2 separate regions of the Homo sapiens genome follow, and region 1 is linked to region 2. A link is an interaction called in ENCODE POLR2A ChIA-PET data of the cell type or tissue named here. Cell type or tissue: MCF 10A. All regions are shown on one strand. Each heading gives the region's core, and the rest is flanking DNA. Links, peaks and the distances in the headings are about the cores only.

Region 1 (2,931 bases), core at 217-2,716, 81 kb after region 2:
CACAGCTGACCAGTGTCAGCATTAAAATAGAGATCATAAAAGACTGACAACCAGATTCTTTTTGCAATAAGATACCCAACTCCAACCTGACTCTCTGTTATAGCATCACATGGTAGATGGCAGGCCCTGAAGGAAATGAAAGTATTTTACCCCAAAGTAATATTTCTTCGACATATTTTGAAATGGCCCTGCAAAGCCACCTCTTATGGGGAAAATTTGCATATAGAGGATCTTCTTCCCTTTCAAGGTCTTTTCCTGATCCAGGAGAGTGTGACATCTTTTAAGGTCTGATAGGAGACATTTACTATCTATTATTCTCTCTGAAGTCTCCAACTTGGGACTTCATCTATATGATAAAAACATAACAAGAACTTGTTATTGGCTTCCAATACCCTTATTTTTATTTTTATTTCGAGATGAAGTCTCGCTCTGTCACCCAGGTTGGAGTGCAGTGGTGCAATTTTGGCTCACTGCAACCTCAGCCTCGTGGGTTCAAGTGATTCTCGTGCCTCAGTCTCCCAAGTAGCTAGGATTAGGGGCACACACCACCAAACCCAGCTGATTTTTGTATTTTTAGTAGAGACGAGGTTTCACCATGTTGGCCAGGCTAGTCTCGAACTCCTGACCTTAAGTGATCCCCACCTGCGACCCTGCCCCAGCCCCACAAAGTGCTGGGATTACAGGCGTGAGCTACTGCACTCTGCCCAACCCCCCTTATCTTAAGCATTTCTTTCTGTCTACTTCAACTCTTTAGGAAAACCTCAACTCTTTCAACCAATTGTCAATCAGAAAATCTTTAAATTCACCTATGACCTGTAAGCCCTCCCTGCCACCCCCCATAAAGATGTCCCACCCTTCTGGACTGAACCAATGTGTACCTTACATGCATAAATTTATGTCTTTGACTGTACCCTCTGTCTCCCTAAATTGTATAAAGCCAAGCTGTAACCCAGCCACCCTGGACACATATTCCCAGGACCTCGTGAGGCTGTGTCATGGACGTGGTCACTCATATTTGAGTCAGAATAAACCTCTTCAAATATTAAAATAAAAATAAAAAAATAAAATGAAATGGGTAAAATTGGGACCCGGCTGGAGATGAGGCACAATTAAACTGCACAAGCAGGTGATCTAGACTCCATGGTACCACCTCCTACTGTTTCGCTGCCCCTCTCAACCCACATCTGTGGCCTCATGGAAAAGTTCTTCTTAACCAGTTAATTATTTGCTATATGTCTTTTCTCTATGTATGTGTGTGTGTGTGTGTGTGTGTGTGTTTGAGATGGAGTCTCCCTTTGTTGCCCAGGCTGGAGTGCAGTGGCACAATCTCGGCTCACTACAACCTCCACCTCCTGGTTCAAGTGATTTTCGTACCTCAGCCTGCCGGGTAGCTGGCATTGCAGGTACATGCCACCATGCCCAGCTAATTTTTGTATTTTTAATAGAGATGGGGTTTCACCATGTTGGCCAGGCTGGTCTCGAACTCCTGACCTCAGGTGATCCACTCACCTCGGCCTCCCAAAGTGCCGGGTTTACAAGCATGAGCCACCACACCTGGCCATGTGTGTGTATTTTTTTAGTGAAAATGTGATTGTGCATTATGAAATATTTTGTGGCCTGAATAAAGTATGATTTAGAAGATTTTTTTTATGTTACAAGCTTACCTTTAAATTAAAAAAAATTGAATCTACATTTCTCTATCAAAAGTGAAACAATATCTATTGACTCCCCTCATGTAAAATAATGTATTTAGCATTTGTCGTTCTTTTACTTTTTTCTTACTTTACTTTTTATCATGCCAAGTCAAGGAAAGAGGGCCTGAAATATAGCAGTGATAATGGGGTGAATGGGGTGAATTCTACTGCAGTGAGCATTCATTGCCCTTAGACCTTTTGCCTTCTGTGGTAGCTCAAGACCCCTTTCCATTTCTTTCTTTTTTTCTTTTCCTTCTCCACCAACTAGGAAGACTCTTCTATATGCATATAAAGCATGAAACAAGACATTTGTGTAAACGTACATAAGGAAGTATAAACAAGGTTGCTCACTGCAGTATTGTTTAACAAAAACATAGGAAACAATCTAGAATGTTCATTAATATGGGAATGGATAAACAAAATGTGGTTTATATTTCTATGATAGCATACTATACAGAAATTAAAAGGAATGAAATATAGTATCTAATAGATCTCTCAAGAATAATTTTTATTGATAAAAGCTATTTGCAAAATGATATTTACACTTATTTTGATAAAACAAGAAAACAAAGCAAAACTATGTGGATATACATTTATGTAAAATCATTTAAAAATGAATTATAGTGATACACACCAAATTAACCATTACATCTGGAAATGCATGAAGGGGAATTGGCCAGACAGATGGTTGACTTTTGAAACTGCCTTTGCAAAGATTATGACATTGAGAGAAAGCTAACATGGCTGACTCCATCTTGCTTCTAGCCTCACAGGCTGGCTGCCTTCGCTCATTACTGTGTGTAGGTAAAGCTAACCATGGGAGGAATTTCGTTTATAGTTTTTAACTTTGAAGCAAGGATAATATTCCCTCCCTATAACTGATCCCCTGCTTGTTCAGGGGCTGAAACTGCCTTTGTAAGACTAATGAAAGGCCACAAGATTAGGATTATGGGAGGGGCCTGAATTCTGCTCAAGTATAGATGTAATTTCTGTAATCCCTTACTGCTCAGGAGTCACAGGCCAGAGGACACACATTTGTGACTTCTCTGATTACTCCTAGTATTGGTACTTGAAATTCAGATTTTTGCATTCTGGCATTGAGATTCATAACTCAACTGGTCCTGTCACCCCCTAACCAGAGACAGACTCAGCACAAGAGGATTGTTTTCCACACCCCTATGATTGTATCTCCAACCAATCAGCAGCACCCATTCCCTAGTTCCCTGCCCACCAAATT
Region 2 (2,931 bases), core at 303-2,802:
AATTAACTCAAAATGGATCACAGACCTAAATGTAAAACAAAATGTTGCAATTTTTAGGAAAAAACATAGGAGAAAATCTCTAAGATCAAGGACTAGGCAAAGGGATTTTTAGACTTCAGATCAAAAGCAGACTCCACAAATGAAAAAAATTGATAAACTGGACCTCATCAAAATTTAAAAGTTTGTTTTATAAAAGAACCTGTGAAAAAGATGAAAAATTAAAGTACAGGTTGAGCTAAAATAGTTGCAAACCACACATCCAACAAAGAACCTATATGTAGTATGTATAAAGAATTCTCAAAACTCAGCAGTAAAAAGAACAAAATCTCAATCAGAATATGGGCAAAAAAACATGAACAGATATTTCACCAAATAAAATATACAAAAGGCAAATAAGCACATTAAAAGATGTTCCACATAATTGGCCATCAGTGAAATGCAAATTAAAACCACAATGATGTAACACTACATACCTACCACAGCGGCTAAAATAAAAAATAGTGACAACACCAAATGCTGGCAAGAATGTGGAGAAAGTGGATCACTTGTGCAAAGCTGGTGGGAATGCAAAAGGACACAGCCATTCTGGAAAACAGTCTTATAATTTGTTATAAAACTAAACAATACACTCATCATACAACCCAGCAATCACACTCTTAGGCATTCATCCCAGAGAAATGAAGACATATTCACACGAAACCTGGACACAAACCTTCATAATAATCATCTGTAATAGTCAAAAAGGGGAAACAACTCTGATGCTCTCCAACAGGTGAAAGGTATAGAAACCATAGTATATCCATACTATAAAATCCTGCATAGCAATATAAAGGAACACATTATTGACACTTGTAAAGGTTTCAAAGGAATTATGAAATATATCCAATCCCAAAATGTTATATATTATATGATTCTAATAATATATAATATAATATAATATATGATTCTAATAATATATAATATAATATAATTATAATAATATACAATATATAATATATTAACATTAATATATATTAATATATATTATATATAAAATATATATTATAATATTATATAGTTATATATTAATAGTATATAATATTATTGATAATCAATATAATAATATTGAAATAATGTTAAGATTATGTAGAATATATAATATTCTTGGAATCATATAGCATGTAACAAAAAGTAGTATGTATGTAATCAAACGAATACACACTTTAGTGTATTTCTTGCATTACAATGTAATCATAGAAATACACTATACTATCTTTATACCCTATAAGAATGGTATGTAACATTCCAATCATACTTACTATATAATTTCAAGAATACATAATATTCTTTCTTTTTTTTTTAACTCAGGGTCTTGTTCTGTCACACAGGCTGGAGTACAGTGGCGCGATCTCCGCTCACTGCAGCCTCCACCCCTCCCCCGATATCTGCTGATATGACTAGTCCTGCCTGGACACTGCAGGGACACACGACATCCATCCCCCTTTCAGGAGAAGGAGGTGGGAGGGAGACATAGGAGGCATCTCAGTGCCAAGCCTCCCCAGCACGCACACACACACAGAGGAGCCTGCGTGTATTCATCCACACACCTCACTGCCCAGGAACGACTTCCAGGGTTCCCAAATCCCTCATATCCCACCAGGAATTTCAGCTCTGCTCTTGTAGCCCTAAGGGAAATGAGTCAGTGGGAGGAGCTGAGGAAAACAAAGAGAGGAAGGAAGGAGGCAGTTCCGGGTTTCCCACAGGAGTTCTGAGGTAACTTTATGAGAGTCACTTCTCCTCTTGGAACCTCAGCTTCCTCATTTGCCAATCAGGGTGTGGGTCCCTATCCTAAACCACACTGGGGCCACCATGAGGATCCAATAAGATCAGGAATAGAAAAGAGCTTAGAAAAATCAGGGACCTGGGTCAGATAGCAGAGGGTGGTACAGGGGCTATTGCTGTATAAAGTGGTCTGAGATCTTCCTTCCTTCCCTTCTCATTCATTCATTCATTCATTCATGCCTTCTCTCTTGGCCAAGCCCTGAACCAGGCAGTAGAGATGGAGAGATGAGTCAGCCAGGGTATTACCCTCAGGAGTACCCGTGGTGGTAGTGATGTGGGATGGGGAAGGGAGAAATGGAATCAACTCAGTCTGCGGAACACAAGGAAGGCTTCATGGAGGAAGTGACCTGGGGCTGGGATTTGAAGAAGTAATAAGAGTTTGCCCTGATGCACAAGATGGGGAAGGGCATAGCAGACTTACAAAGCAAAGGCATAGACATGAAAAAGCACCTCCCCCTCTCAGTGCATGACAGATTCCAGGAAGAGCTTTCTAAAGATACGTGCAAAGAGGGAGAAAGACTTCTAGGAAAGGAAGGGCGTGTGAAGGGGCCAGCTTTGTTTGGAATGCTCTGGCGAGTCAGCATTATGTGGTGAATGGAGGGGCTGGAATACAAGGCCTTTTGGGTTTTCTTAGGTCTAAGCTCTGAGTTAACCCTGATTAGAAAGAAAATATAAGGTTTCTATGCCTCTGCACCCAAGAAGCAGTGCCACATCTGAGGACTAAAGAAAAATCTCGAGCTAGGCACAGTGGCACACACCTGTAATCCCAGGACTTTGGCAAGCTGCAGTGGGAGCATTGCTTGAGCCCAGGAGTTCGAGACTAGCCTAGGCAACATAAGGAGACTCTGTCTCTAACAAAAAGAAAAAAAAATTCGCCTGGTGTGGTGGCACATGCCTGTAGTCCCAGCTACTTAGGAGGCTAAGGTGTAAGGATTGCTTGAGCCTGAGAGGTTGAGGCTGCGGTGAACCATGATGGCACCACTGCACTCCAGCCTGGGTGACAGAACGAGGCCCTGTCACAAAAAAAAAAAAAAAAAAAAGGAAACGAAAAGAAAAGAAAAATATTGAGCCAGGGTCACGCTATTACCAAACTCACAGGTGAGGTTTGCA

The links. ChIA-PET counts read pairs that join two places held together with the same protein. Peaks named below come from ENCODE experiments on the same cell type or tissue, not always from the same donor. Only the 100,000 strongest peaks of a DNase experiment are listed, where the experiment ranks them.
Region 1: POLR2A ChIA-PET joins it to region 2 with 5 read pairs; 4 of 35 experiments call an interaction of 5 or more read pairs at or near these places.

What each region holds. Positions count from the first base shown.
Region 1 is chr11:76,903,592-76,906,522 of GRCh38, forward strand. All of the region lies in intron 1 of ACER3 (alkaline ceramidase 3), which reads left to right. Among named protein-coding and RNA genes, the nearest start is that of ACER3, 44 kb to the left of the region's middle. In MCF 10A, for the core only: no CTCF peak of the experiment used is centred there; no DNase peak of the experiment used is centred there.
Region 2 is chr11:76,822,126-76,825,056 of GRCh38, forward strand. No RefSeq gene overlaps it. Among named protein-coding and RNA genes, the nearest start is that of ACER3, 37 kb to the right of the region's middle. RefSeq lists a cis regulatory region at 1,283-2,513. In MCF 10A, for the core only: no CTCF peak of the experiment used is centred there; DNase peaks (open chromatin) are centred at 1,686, 2,066 and 2,196.